3 separate regions of the Homo sapiens genome follow, and all the other regions are linked to region 2. Evidence: chromatin loops called from intact Hi-C (ENCODE). Cell type or tissue: K562. All regions are shown on one strand.

What was found. Peaks named below come from ENCODE experiments on the same cell type or tissue, not always from the same donor. Only the 100,000 strongest peaks of a DNase experiment are listed, where the experiment ranks them.
Region 1: it touches region 2 in a loop (7-fold over the local background); 27 of 110 quality-filtered maps call a loop at or near these places.
Region 3: a loop joins it to region 2, with 5 times the contacts of the local background. A loop is called at or near these places in 23 of 110 quality-filtered maps.

The regions. Positions count from the first base shown.
Region 1 is chr3:112,580,197-112,585,196 of GRCh38, reverse strand. It overlaps SLC35A5 (solute carrier family 35 member A5), which reads right to left. Exons shown (of 7, transcript NM_017945.5): 6 at 3,871-4,651; 7 at 1-2,526. The coding sequence ends at 2,461. Among named protein-coding and RNA genes, the nearest start is that of SLC35A5, 21 kb to the right of the region's middle. In K562, a CTCF peak has its summit at 2,753 (motif pointing left); no DNase peak of the experiment used is centred here.
Region 2 is chr3:112,640,292-112,645,291 of GRCh38, reverse strand. CCDC80 (coiled-coil domain containing 80) reads left to right here and starts at 4,149. Exons shown (of 8, transcript NM_199511.3): 1 at 4,149-4,965. In K562, CTCF peaks have their summits at 588, 2,203 (motif pointing left) and 4,197; a DNase peak (open chromatin) is centred at 2,191.
Region 3 is chr3:113,285,771-113,290,770 of GRCh38, reverse strand. BOC (BOC cell adhesion associated, oncogene regulated) reads right to left here. Exons shown (of 20, transcript NM_001378074.1): 20 at 3,312-4,096. The coding sequence ends at 3,909. CFAP44 (cilia and flagella associated protein 44) reads left to right here. Exons shown (of 35, transcript NM_001164496.2): 35 at 1-3,841. It overlaps SPICE1-CFAP44 (SPICE1-CFAP44 readthrough (NMD candidate)), which reads left to right. Exons shown (of 52, transcript NR_183050.1): 52 at 1-3,841. Among named protein-coding and RNA genes, the nearest start is that of BOC, 77 kb to the right of the region's middle. In K562, a CTCF peak has its summit at 2,516 (motif pointing right); DNase peaks (open chromatin) are centred at 2,520, 3,310 and 3,550.

The DNA of each region.
Region 1 (5,000 bases), 60 kb after region 2:
TGCCTTGTGAAGAAGGTGCTTGCTTCTGTTTCGCCTTCAGCCATGCTTGTGAGTTTCCTGAGGCCTCCTCCCCAGCCATGCAGAACTGCGAGTCATTTAAACCCCTTTTCTTTATAGATTACCCAGTCTCGGGTATTTCTTTGTAGCAGCATGAGAATGGACTAATACACCACCCTTCTCACTTTGGAATCCTGTGTCCACATGTACCCACTGTTTAGCTCCCACTTATAAGTGAGAACATGTGGTATTTGATTTTCTGTTTCTGAATTATTTCAGTTAGGATAATGGCTTCCAGCTGCATCCATGTGGCTTTAAAGCACATGGTTTCATTATTTTTTATGGCTGCAAAGTATTCCATGGTGTATATGTACCACATTTTCTTATTCCAGGCACCACTGATGGACACTTAGGTTGAGTCCATGATTTTGTTACTGTGAATACTGCTGTGATAAACATACCACTGCAAGTGTCTTTTTGATAAAACGATTTATTTTCCTTTGGGTAGGTACCCAGTAGAGGGATTGCTGGGTTGAATAGAACATTTTTAGTTCCAGCACATGATCTTGTGCTCTCACTCTTTCTCTTCCTCTCTCATTAAGTGGCAAGTTAACATAAGTAAACTTAACTTTGTGCAAAAAATGCTTTCCAAAGAGGAAGGTGAGGAAAAAAAGTAATCGTAAATAAGAAAATCAATCTCCATGCACTACTGAAATCTGCTATTTAATGTATTCTGTATGTGATACCTTTGTAAGAATATTTTTGTAATTTTTATGTTTTATGAGATAAAAATGTTTTGTATGCCACATTTCCTAGAAAGGTCCTGCTGTACCTCATTTCCCTTACCTTTAAAATAAATCGCCATAATAGATATAATCTTCGTATTTCACATAACTGATGAAAATGCCTTTGTTATTGTTAGAAGTAAAGATCTACTTAAAGAGAAAGTTTTAAAAGTTGTGTAGGTTTTTGTCTCACTCTATTTTTTAAGATTAAAAGTACTCTACATCCCACCCTAAATGACAGAGTGGCAACACAAGACATAGGTTTAATAATTATTTTAATTACAAATTTCCACCAATTCTTGCCAGTCATATTATTGTGGATATCACAAATGAATTATATAATAGTATATTACCTTATATTCATCTGCATGAAACTTAGGAGAAAGGAGAGCAGAAATGTGTAAGTTTCTGAGAATGACACCATAAAGCTCATATTTACAGTATGGTAGTCTGTAAACATACAGGCCTGCCAGTTAAAGCCCACTCTTCTATCATCACCCAGCTGCATGACCCTGAGCAAGTCACTTTTGTTTGCTAATTTTTAATATCATCTATCACCTGACTTCTCTATCTACGAGAGTTAACTGGCTGCATGCAAAATACCATGAAAAATACCATGCACTTTTAAGTGTGAAGTAGCACTGTAAAGTGACTTATATATTACTGGTCTTTCTATTTTTAGAGTATTAATATTCATACATCAGTTAAAAGTCAACATGTGTTTGCTAAGTGATCCTTTTGAAAGGATCCCTTTAAAAGTTCCTAGGCATCAGCTTCACTGACAATCTGGTATGATTCTGAAGCCAGCATTTCAACTCTTGGAAAGATATACAATAGTCACAGCTTGAATTAGTAACTAATAAAATAAAATGCCCTCTTATTCTCCAAAATGTAATAATTCAGGAGTAATGACATCAAGATTTTTCTCCTCAAACTGAGGAGAAAAAAGCCCCACCGTGGCTTGTTTAAATGACTTAAAATACAAGTGGTAACTATGGTGACTAGGGAACCAATGTTTAAAACATCAAAAGATTATTACAAAAATCCAATTTCCCATGAATTTCTAAAAATTAAAATTCTGAGATGTTGTGTCTGAGAAACTGCTTCTTCAGCAAAATATTTAGCACAGACTACATCATCCCAAATCTATGGTATGGCCAGGTATTTAGGTCCTTCAACCAACGTTTTTAGAAAGGGTCCCGTTGCTCTTTACTTGCAAAATGACTATCTCTAGGGCCTCAAAATTCAAGAGACAACCTAGCTTTTATAATGTTAAAAAGGGAAGACTTTGGCATGTAAACTAGAACTACATGATTGTGAATATTTGGCAAATTGATCTCTATGTGTATATACAAGCTATAGCTAACATGATTATTACAAGTTTTTTGGAAGCTTGAAGGCCAAGGAAAATAATCTGCACATATAACTTTCTGATTTATCAAGTACTGAGATATTAATGAATTCTTCATATTGTTACTCCTGTATCAGTTCTTTAGAATTTCTTAGCCTTTGGGTACTCTAAGCCTTGGATGGAACCATTTAGGGAGTAGCTAGATATATGCAAAGAATATTAGGATTTAGAAACATTTCTGGTTTATCAAAGTGAAAAGATAAATATTACAAACACTGAAAATGTGAAAATAAGGTTCAAGAGAGCTGCAAACTATGTGGGTACCAGTTAGAAAGTATCTTCATCTGACTCATCACTCTTGGGTTTGGTAAGTCTTTCTAGTTCTTCTCCATCCTAAAAGGAAACATGAAAGCAGTAATTAGAACAAAACTGGAAATGTAGCATTTTTAAAGGGAAAACCTTACTAACAAATCACTGGTCTTACCTCATTAAGCTATAGATATAATCTGGTCAAATTAAATAAATACTTATGTTCTTGGAAAGTTAACTATAGAAGTATGAGAGGATAAAAAAGTGAAGTGTACTCAGTACTCAAAATTTCAAAGCTAACATGAGCAAAGTGAGGAGCACCACCTGCTGGTCTTGCAGAAAAATGATTAAAGGTTACAGAAATAGGTCTTCATAGGCCTTGTTACCTATATAGATTTTCTTTTGCTTAAAAATTAGAGCAAATGGCATTATCGGCTGTTGGAAAAGAATACAAGACTTCTGGATATACACTCTGGCTAAGAGCAGGGTATCCGAAACTCAAGATCCTAATTTTTTCATCTTTAGAATCTGTTGAATCATGACAGAGGCATTACACCCAGGGAAGCTCTGCTATGAATGTTATTAAGCAATAGATTATTTTTCCCAAAGAGTGAAATGTTCACTGTATAAAATATTTCATATTTTGTGTGCTCAAGAAAATTGTAAATCTAAAGCTAGATGTCTATTTCACTTATTTAAACGTATATTTAACTCCTTAATTGAATCTTCAAAGAGATCATTAACTTGCCAATAAAATGATTGACAGAGCCTTCCAAAACAATTGCAAGCAACTGGGAGATATTCGGAATAATTGCATAAGCATTTTTCTAGAAAATATTTTCCTCCTACTCGCCTTGCAAGGATCCTCTTGAAAACTACCTTTCTAGTGAAATAAACAAACCCTGCCCTTCTGGCATACTGGCTTATGAATAACCACAGGGAGGACTGAGGAGCCAGGCTTTCTATTCAACAGGACTTACTAATACGAAAGGCCAACTTCTCTCACAAATGAGCTTATTTTCCCTAACTATGGTGGAAAAGAAAGAGAAAGGGACTTGGAGTCAGACATAGGTGTACCAGTTCTTTCATTTATTATCTGTAAACCATTTTGCCTGTTTCTTGTAAAACTATGCAGACAGGACAAGACAACCTGTGAGGTATCTTCCAGGTGTATAATTCTATAGTATTCTATGAAGTAACACATAAGGTCCTTGAGATTGACTTATACTTTTTCTCTACACCTGACAGCATTGATTATGAGCCCTTGCAAACATCAGGAGTAAAAGGAATGTTTGTTGATTCGGTTTTAAAAGTCAGAGATCCAATACATTCTTTGACAAATCAGTACTGATTTTATTTTTTTCCTTGAATTAACTATGCTTTAAATTTGGGAAGAACAAGCAAAAAGGAACACCCTCACAAACTTACCCCACTGGAACGCTCCCAAAGATTGCCACTTAGATCTCGGATCCTTTCTTGCCTAGGTGCGTATTCCGGAACTTGAGGCTTGCTGGCATTATAAATAAATATAGAGAGAAGGACTGATGGGGCTTCCAAGAAAAATTCCAGGGAGGGCCTGAAGTCAAAGACCAGGACAGACACTGTTGTGATAATGACAGTGGTAACCTGGGCCATCAAGACATGGAACATGTTATCCAGGAACTTCAGAATGAAAGCCACTGAAAGGCCCTGGAATGCAGTTACAAAAATAAGGGCTACTGAAAATGCACTGTGGCCATAAAAAAATCCACAGTTCTTAATCTGATCACGGTTACTCCTCTGAAGGCCCAGAGTCAGCCCATTAAACAGAATGCCAAAGAAATAGAGTTTGCTGTTCTGTATGAAGATGCTTTCAGTGAGCTGGTTCCCTTCCTTCAGTATCTTTTCATTATAGATATTAGCCATTGAAGAAATAAAACACTGGACTATAATAAGAACATGGCCCATGCCAAGACGGATGTGACTGAAAACTCTGGCTGTGGTGTTCCATTTAGCTTCAGGAAAAGTCCATTCCTTTGCTGTACAATTGTCTTTTCTGGGACACTCACTTCTGAAAAGAAGGCAGGAATTGGAAGGGCTGAAAAAGGCATCGTGATGAAATCCACGTCCTGCCAAGTTGTGCTGTAAAGTTTTAGTCCCGGCAGTCAAGGCCACAATAGACAAAAATAAAGTCAGGAGGGAAGCCCACTGGATCCAGTTTAGACGCCTCCTGTTCAAAGATGAAAAAAAAGATTTTACTACTGTTTTCCCCCCATATCAATAGTTTCTACTGAAAACTCAGACACTTGAGTATTTGGTTGAATAAACTGGACCCAGTTTTTGCTAGCATTTCCTACCACTCAAGTTCAGAGAAAAACTGTTGGTGCCTGTCTCTCAAATTTAATGTTTTAATTCATTTTTATAACACCTATCCCCTAAGGCTGCTCAAGTCATTTCCCTTCTGTGTAGGTTTCCTTTTAACCTACAAGTTTAACATGGCCTCCTTTCTACCTCTAGAGGTATCCTGGACCTCTGGCACAGTAACTTTTATTGTACTATAAAGTTACAGCAGAGATTCT
Region 2 (5,000 bases):
AAGAGTAAAGAAAAAGCACCCAGGCTTATGCTTACAGCTTGTCTGCTGGGGATCCTGAACGATACACTGTGGGGGCCACATCCGTGACTAGCAATGACCCTTACTGGAACTATCAACAGGACCAGGTTGATCTAAGAAAAATCATATGGTGACTTGTTTGGTGGAGGGAATGAAACAATATACCACTAAGCCCGCGAACTGTAATAAAATAAGATAAATAAGAAAAGGATGAAAACTCAGCTTTGTTTCAGGGGCACCTTTGTGGAGGACCTAAGAACATATACTAACATTGATCTCAGTACTGACGCTGGCCAAATTTTTCTACAGACACACTTTATTAGCCAGTCAGCACCTGACATAAGAAGAACATTACAGAAATTGGCTTTGGAACTCTACACACCTATTAATGAAATGTTTGGTGTGGCTTTTGGGGTATTCAATAATAGGGACAGAGCTAAAATGGCTGAAATGACCCAGAATGGCAAAAAATGGGATAGACAGCCAGCCCAAATGATTAGCAGTCACTGTAAACAGTGCCCTGCAACCTCAGGGTCACCCAGGAAGACGCTTCACCGCAGACCAAACAGGCTCAACAGCAAACCTGCAGGCAACGGTTGCTGCTCCAAGTGTGAGAAGTCAGGACACTGGAGAAAGGACTGTCCCAGCCAAGGGAGCCCACCCAGACCCTGTCCTCACTGCAAGCAGGAGGGCCATTGGAAAAGGAATTGCTCTCAGCTCTGAAGGGAGAGGAGGCCACCCAGTGCCGTAATGGCCATAACTGAGACTGAAGGGGCTTGAGGTCCCTGGCAGCTCCCATAAAAGGCATGGTCAACACAATTGAGGAGACTCTTGACGTGGCAGATTAGAATATCCTTGAATTCATTCTTTTGACAGTGTCAAGAGCCTGGACACTGGCTGGGGTCAAGGTCCCACTGGCACCTGGGAAACCCCCAGCTCACTGGTATCACCTGGGCTGCAGCAGCACCCTGCATTAATAGTCATCTTTGGCTTTCTCTCTGACCTGGCAACTTATTTATTTAGTCTGTCCTACACTGAAAATACTGAGAAAGAGAAGAATTCTTTTTTCATTCTGAAGGACACAAATGCAGCCTAAGACTGAACATTTGATTGAGTTCTGCAAATGGGAAGGAAAAACACATAGCCTCCTCAGTGTGAGTATTGTCTGTGCTTCTGCCACAAAGGTGTGATAAAATGGCTCAGCTAATTTTCTTGCTGGGGATACTGATGATCACAGAGCAGGAGAGGTGGTTTCCCTCCAAAACCACACTGAACAGCATGCTGTTATCCCCTCCTTTTCTTTTTATTCTTGTTTCTTCTTAAGCAAATGCTTTTTTATTTTAGCAATAGAATTCAGTTCAGTAACATCTCTGAGTGTTACTTTGTGCAAGAGAACCAACGGCATGTGACAGAAACCCTGGTTTCTCTAGCGTGCCTGTCACAGCGTGTTACCCTGAGCCTTGGTCCCAGGTTGCTGAAGTCTTGGATTAGTGTGGGTCTGACCAGTTAGCACACTCCTTTTTGGATGCCTTCTTACATTCACTCCAGCTTTCATCAAATAACTATCCCCACCCTAGTTTCTCTAAAGCAGTTCTAGTTTGTACATTCTTTCCTTTCCTCCCCACAAATTACTACAAAACAAATGTCAGGTAGTTTCCTATCAATTAATTCCCAAATTAGCATTTCTAAAGTCTACTTTAACATTTTCTTCCTTTCACCTTTTTCTGACTCAACATCAATGTCTTCCTTTCAGATATCACCAACCCCCACCACCCTCCCCCAACCCCTAGCACTAATTGGTTAATTGTTTCTTCAGTTGCAGAAAAATAGAAAGATCTAAATGGAGGACTTACAAAATATGGAGCTCTTAAATAACGGACTTGAAATTGAGAATTATTACAAGCCATTAATCATTATAGATCTCCCCGGAAATGAATGAATGAGAATTTATCATTGCTCTTATTAGGTACGTGCCTCCAATACTTCTTCAGGAGGATTTTCTGAAGCCCCAGGTAAGCGTTTAGGCATTGAGATGAAAACAAGCATGAGAAGCCCCACTTTGCCAGTGTGTGTGTATGTATCTGTGTGTGAGAAGAGACTGGGGGAAGGAGTTGGGTGTGGGGTGGGGACTAACGGCGGCGGTGGAGTGTTAGGTCCTCTCTGGTGTGTGTGTTTAGTGCGCCATCTGGTGACTGAAGCTCACAGAGGGAAGAAAGCCTGAGGTCCTAGGAAGACAGGCACAACCCAGGGTTGGGGTGGCTCCTCATGGTCAATTCGGGGTTGCTAAAGTGGCTGTATTTCAGCTTTACCAGCGCACAGGTGACAAATGTTGTGCACATCATGGAGAGGTTTGTGTAAGTCATGACTTATTCAAGAAAAATAATAAAGGGCTTTAAGGACCTATTGAGAAAAGCAAAAAGTACAGTTACACAATTATCCCAGACAGTAGGACTCTAAAAGTGTAAGTACTCTGGTTGAACAAATAAATGAAACTCTTCTACGAATGTGGGAAATGCAAAAAGGAATTGAAGGAAGGGAAAAAACTGAAGGTATGAGTAGAAAATTAAAGAGAGAGGCAGGATAGCATCACGCTTTGTAGGCTGTTCTAAACCTGGGTTCAAATTTCAGAGCTACTGCTTACCTTTTGTGGGACAATAGGCAATTTATTTAAACTCACCAAGCCTCAGTTTGCTCATCTATAAAATGAGGATCATTCTGTTTACTTTCTAAGGATACTGTGAGGGTTAAATAAAAGAATTCACAAAAATACTAAGCCCAAAGCTTCACATGTAAATGCTCAATAAATGGTAGTTGTTATAAGCAGAGAGAAGAGAAGAGGAAATGAAAAGCCAGAAGGGAGAAAGCTCAGTAAGGATAGTGTAGGACGCCTTAGAAAATTATGAGAAAGGAAGTAACATCTAGGACCCTCCAACTTAGCACAAGGCTAGGTTGATCAACCCAACAGGTGAATACCACGAAGGCTGCAATCTATGACTCCAGTGGACAGAGGGTCTCTGCCTGAAGCCCACTTTTGTTATTATCCTTACAAGTGTCTGAGAGAATGCCACAGCAGGGCTGGCCATCCTTCTTGGTACCCCTGGGACTTCAAGGTGTGGCCGGGCAACTCTATAGTTAACCTCTATACAGGACTTTCTCAGTTCCATGCTCGTAGCTTATGTGAAAAAAGTCAAATGTGACCAGGGCAAGATGGGGCTGATCAAGGCATAACAACTAGGGATGAAGTTTGATCCAGTGAGGGACGCTATTAGCATGACTGAGCTGGCAAGGAGGTTTCTGAGAACCCTGGCTTGTCACTGTTGGTGGCAGTTAATAGTGACATGGAGAGTCAGCTCGCCCAGCATGGCCGGAAGAAATATCCACGTAACCTGAGACCCCTTCCTTCTCCATTGAATCCTTATGGCAGACTCAGGAGGTGGAATCCCAAAGCTGCCTCACTCTCTCTTTCAGAACCTGATAAGTCTACTTCTATGGATTGCCTAAAGCCCTTCAGACATCTAAAGTCTCTGCAGAGGAAAATATTGCACTACACACACACACACAAACACACACACTCGGGACCTCCAAGGGAGCCCTTAGTCTACCATCTGCAGCCAGAGCTTTGAAGCTAGAGATCATAATGCCTGTTCCCTGATGTAACAGTCAACTGCAATCTCGACTTGCAGCCATTGCCTGCATTTCTAACCTTTTACCAGCTTCCTTCCATGCCGAGGAGAAACTAGGACCAAGAACACAGTAATATGATCCCCAATTAGCATAAAATAAAAACAACCTAGTCATGTTTTCCATGGGCTTTTCCAACCTCAAACTAAAAGCACAAAGCAGGGAGAAAGATATAAGAATATACACATGGGACTATAAATACATATATACTGTCTGTGTCAGCACAGCCAAGCACCCTGACCCAAATGAGTATCTGTCTCTAAGAAAAGAATGTAGCCTGATGCAGAAATCTGAGAATTTTCTCCTTCCAAAGTACAGTGTAAGAACAGACTGGAAGAGAAGTTACCCCGATGACTTGGTTTGGAAGGGGTTAAGGCACCAGTCATCCTCTTCTAAAGTGATTTATGATGATGTGTGGAGTTTAAAAACTTTACCCCACCCCAAAGAACAGCCTTCTCACTCCTCACTGAGTCCACTCTGAACGTGCTAAAATGGGAAGGAGGCGGTGTTTTGCTGATCTGTTAAATTCTTAGTGAAGTTTCCTTGATTTCCAGTGGCTGCTGTTGTTTGAGTTTGGTTTGGAGCAAAACTGAGGTAGTCCTAACATTTCTGGGACTGAATCCAGGCAAGAGAAAGAAGAAAAAGAAGAAGAAAAAGAGGAGGAAAAAGGTAGGGAGAAATAAAGGGAGGAGAGAAGCACAGTGAAAGAAAAAAAAAGTCCCTTTTCGACATCACATTCCTGTGTTTTCCCTCAGCCTGGAAAACATATTAATCCCAGTGCTTTTACGCCCGGAAACAAAGAGACTAAGCCAGACTATGGGGGAAAGGGAGATAAGAAGGATCCTGGAACTTTAAAGAGGGAAAGAGTGAGATTCAGAAATCGCCAGGACTGGACTTTAAGGGACGTCCTGTGTCAGCACAAGGGACTGGCACACACAGACACACGAGACCGAGGAGAAACTGCAGACAAATGGAGATACAAAGACTTAGAAGGACAGCTCCTTTCACCTCATCCTACTTGTCCAGAAGGTAAAAAGACACAGCCAGAAAGAAAAGGCATCGGCTCAGCTCTCAGATCAGGACAGGCTGTGGATCTGTGGCGGTACTCTGAAAGCTGGAGCTGCAGCACACCCCTTTTGTATTGCTCACCCTCGGTAAAGAGAGAGAGGGCTGGGAGGAAAAGTAGTTCATCTAGGAAACTGTCCTGGGAACCAAACTTCTGATTTCTTTTGCAACCCTCTGCATTCCATCTCTATGAGCCACCATGTAAGTGTGTAATCTTTTCTGTCTTTGATCTGTTT
Region 3 (5,000 bases), 650 kb before region 2:
AGGTTTTACTTGGGCCATTTGCTGGTTTTGATATAGATGAGGAGATAATGAAATAGATTTACTAGAGATCATCTTTAACAATCACCTTTGATTATGCATAACATTTTAAACTAATTGAAGAGTATCCTTTTGGTTTGGGGGTAAGTGCTCATTGAAGTTCATGGCTATAACCATTGCAGGATAATCTCACTGACATTTGGAATCCTGTTAGTAACAGAGCATAGCTCTTTAGATTAAGAGCTCTGTATTAACGAGCTACTCATTGAGGCTGTTCCAGGATAAGCTGGTCACTGAGAAGGGCGGGTGAAGAAAGGAACATTGCATAAATGTAGAAGGGAACTCAGCAATGCCAAGTCTTCCTCACCTGTGATTAGCCTGCTAATGTGCCCCCCAAAATTACAGACAGGTCTTGCTTTCTTTGTACATCAGCATATTCTTAGAGGTGGCCACTTGGCCTATTGTCTTCCTAAGATTCCTTCATATTCCTATTTAAGAGGTCAGAATACCTTATTGTTTGCACTTGTCACCATTAATTTCTGATGTAGTCACTTCTCTACTGGAGAGCACCCACTTTTTTTTTTAAATCACTTTCTGTGTTGTATATCCTAAGCCATGTGTGCCTTTCAAGTATTTTTAAAAATATGCTAGTCATAGCCCTGAGTGTCTTATTTATTGCGGTAAAAAATTACCCCCAAACTTAGCTTGAAACAACAAACTTGTGATCTCACCCAGGAGTGAGAGGGTTTCTGAGGTCCAGGAATCTGGGGACAGCTTGGCCGGGTGTTCTGGCTCAGGGTCTTTCGTGGAGTTGCAGTCACACTAGGAGCTGGGGCTGCAGCCATCTGAAGCTTGGCTGGAGCTGGAGGGGCTATTAGCAAATTCACTCCCTTGGCCATTAGGCAGGGCTTCAGTTCCTCGCCATGTGGGCCTCTCCATAGGGCCGCTTGGGATATGACTTCTCCCAGAGCAAGTGATCCAAGAGTGAGGGAGACAGCAAGAGAGAATGATGTATACAAGAGCCACAGTCTTTTACAGCCCAAGCTCAGAAGTGACATAGCGTCACTATTGTCATATGGGTCACAGGCTGACCCTGTGTGATGTGGGAGGGGACTGAACAGGGTGTGAATGCCAGGTGGGGGTCACCGGGGCCTTCGTGGGAGCTGGCAGCCACAAGAAGCAGCTGCCTGGAGAGAGTGGCTGGTCTCTGAGAAAGGTCTTGAGGCGATACCATCCCCTTGGTAATTGTAGAGAATCAGGAGAAGTTACGTTATCTTCCTGGGCCTCATTTTATTATCTGACAAATGAAGGATTGGTAGAATGGGTTCCTTCCCATTCTGAGATTCTGATTCTGATTGCAGCAAGAATGGACCTACAGTCTACAGAAGAGCCACATCAGGACTTGCTGTGCATTTCAACTGAGAGGAAAGCTAATCGGGATAATTATTCCCAAACTGAGCTGGACTAAATCACTAGTTAATTCTACAATATTCAGGGCTTCATTCCGCATGTTTGGGAATTGACGACAGTTAACACTGAATTACTTTATTTTGAATTGGACAAAATATGTTGATAGCTTTAGGTTCATTTCAACTTGATTCCAGGCTTAGTCTTAAATCTGTAGTTAAGTTAGAGCATCTGAGTCTTTGGGAAGTTAAGCTTCAAACACAAGTAGACCAGCAGGGTGTGGCATGGGCAGGGTGGCTGGGAAGCTATCCTGCTCCTGGCACACTTCCCTGCCTTCTGCTGTGCTCCCAGAGGAGCAGCCTCACCTCTGAGGGTAAGGCCAAAAATCAGCCTACACTGAGTTACTTGTGGGTCAATTGTTCATATAACTTGGCTCTTCTGAACTGTCATCCATAGTATCACCGATGATCAATCTCAGCATTGGAAGAAAAAGAAACCACAGAGTCCAGCCCCTCTGTCACAACTTCAGAGTAAAGGAGTTGCTCATGCCTGCCAGCCAGCCTGTCCCACCACAGCGGGCTCCCCAGCTTAGGGAGGTCTGTGAGCCATGTGCTAAATTTCTCTTTAGAGCTAAATCCATTGAGTGCTATGATTCCAGTGCTGTGCAGAAAGCAGATGTTTCACCTATCACTTCAGAAAAGTTCACCAGACTTCATTTTGACAGCTACCTTAGATCATCAAGGAGAAAAAGGAAAAAATGTAAAAACCAGTGGGGCTAGAAGGTGAGTTACAGCTCAGATTGGGGGGCCTCTGGATAGCAAAGCAATGACTGAGAGCGTCAGCCCTACCCACCCCAGAAGTGAGCTCTGGGCCGTGATGCCAGGTTGTCTGAAATCACAGTATCTTATTTTTTCTCTTCTCTTCCCTGCTCTGCTTCTCATTTCCTAACATTTACCTGTTCCTTACAGTCCTTCCTTTTAAATAATATTTTTAAAATACTGCTTTCCTGAAAACCATGCTGCACTTCCACATGAAGTTCTCTCTGACGTTGAGCTTGATGGAAAAAGGATGCAGAAGTCAGGAATAGCAGGTGCTATACTTATTTTGGCCAGCAGAGGATGCACTTGCCCTAAACAGTCAGAGTGACTCTTCCCTAGGACCCTGTTTATCAAATTCTTCATGTTTAAAAGCCAGGGTCTGGCCCCCCACTTAACGAGATTGTCTCAAGTGGCATTTCATCTGTAACTCAATTTTACAGAAATCTAGAAAATACAGGCTCCCCCCACCCTCTCCAGCCCCAAAACACAAAGCGTAGTAAGGCTTTCATTGCAAGCATCAGTCTCCATCTAATTCCACTTCCACATATAAAGATTTTAAAATTTCAATTAAAAAAGAATCTATGGTTGATCCTTTGGTTGGACAACAGTAAGTAAATGTTGATTTTAAACTAGTGAGTCAACTACTCTGGCAATGTTGGTGTATCTTTGGAAAGAAGGGAAGTGAATTTATTATGCACCATATGTCCATGTGTGGCACAGCACTTAGCTAAACAGTATTTTGGAGAAAATATTTGGTCTTCAACACACACCTATATAAAAAAGATTAGTTCTATTTCTTCAATATGACCTAAACTTCATCTCAAGTCCAGTTGGTAAGAGAACTATGAACCTGTTTTTCCTGGTCTGTTGTACAACGGTTCCCTTGTGGACTAAACGGTAATGTGTTCTGCATGAATCCAAGCACAACTGACATTCACTGTTTTAAAAAACAAAAAAGAGAAACATTTACTACCTTTTTCAGATCTCATTTCTGATGGACCTGAAAATATTGTAAGTGGGTATTTTCTTCAAATACTCAGAGACTGAATTCTAACATGTAAAGAAAATGCTGACTCACACATGACTCAGTTTGAAGGTTACAGGGAAGACTAAACATTTATTTAGAAGTTACAGTGTTTGTTTTTACAGAGATATGTTGCCACGGATTATTGATTCTGGAAGGTTTTTTAATGCTCATAGTGCTGTACACATCTTGGTCTGTTCTCATGGGCATCTTAGGAAAATGTTTCCCGTAGCACCGGATCCAGCCATCTGTGTGGGTGTCTCCAGGCTGTGATACCGTGCCCCTTGCTGTTCCCTCATGCTCGTGATGAACCATGTGCCTGGGATCCTTCCTCTTGCCAGCTTATCTGTGGGCCTCCTGCAGCCTCGCCTGCCACTGCAGAGGCCCCAGGTTAGGAGTCTGTCCCGCGCCAGCCTGTGCGGTGCTTTCCTGGGTGACTCCTGTTAGGTGGCAGCTTCTTTATTTTCCCTCTCCAACCTCAACGGGTAGGACTCCTTATGTCTCTCCAGAATTATAAAACATATACATTTATTTACAAGTGCATAAATATATAAATATGGCTATAATAGAAAAATAAATACCAATTTTCTCTGTCTCTTTTTTCTTCTTTTTTTTTTTAAAAAAAAAACAATATATAGTCTTTCTGGGATATCAGCTTCTGCCTAAATTGTGAGAGGTGGTGTTTCAAAAGACACACGCACCAGTGGCCCCGGGGAGAGCTGCATTCCAGGTTCCTGTCCTACGTAGGCCCCTACGGGGTGCTGGGGACACCAGTCTCCTCCACTCACTTGGCAGGAGTCAGGACTGTCCACCTCTTCAACTGGCACAAGGCCCAAGCAGCATGGGGGCCCTGAGGGGAGAAAGAGTAGGAACCATTAAAATCCAGATTGACCGAGGAGCCAACACCCAGTGACACTGGGCCAATCTCTATCTGTGGTGGAGGTGGTTACACTGGCTCTGGAAAGGGGACAGAAACCTACAACCGAGACAAGGGCACTTCTGTTCCCTCCAAGGTCTCTCATCAAAACAGGGAGGGCCACTTGCCACCCATTTCCCACTCATGCTGGGACTGTAGAGACTCCCGCACTGAGCCCACACCACAGGAGCAGATGAAGTCAGTGCAGCCCGTGAAACGCAGAAGGAAGCCCTGCTCTTTCTATGTTTAGGCGGCTAGTCCACCCTTTGCTATGGCTTCTGGTTACAATCATCCCACTCACAATCCAGTCCCCCCAGATTGACACGGTCCAGTTTAAATGATGCTGGGTCGAGCTTTAGGACCCAGCATCTTTTAAATTTAATCTCCTAGAGACAGAGTCCAGGATCTGCCTATGAATGGGCACACACACAGAGAAGCTAAGAAACGTTAGTGGATACTTGGTGCCCTCACCAAGTATCCACTGATTTCTAAGGAGACTAGCATGGAGGAAGACAATGGGATGGGCTTAGCGTGAATGGCCCAAAACTCCTTGGAGAAAAAGTTCCGTGGAAGTACAAAGAGTTATGATGATGATGTTTGTAAGAATTTGGCTCCTTAATGATTGAGGCAACCTTATTCCTTAATTAAGAGACAAGCCTCAACAAAGCAAGGCATTTCAGAGTGATTAGAGAATGCCTCTTAGTGTGATGAGCAGCAAATGGAATTTGTGAATGGCCTTGAAATGCACAGACCAAAAAGGGCTTTTTTCTCTGAAATGGAGAAATAGCCTTTTTCTCAGAGGCTGAGGACCGCAGCTTATCATGTTGCAGTAGAACCC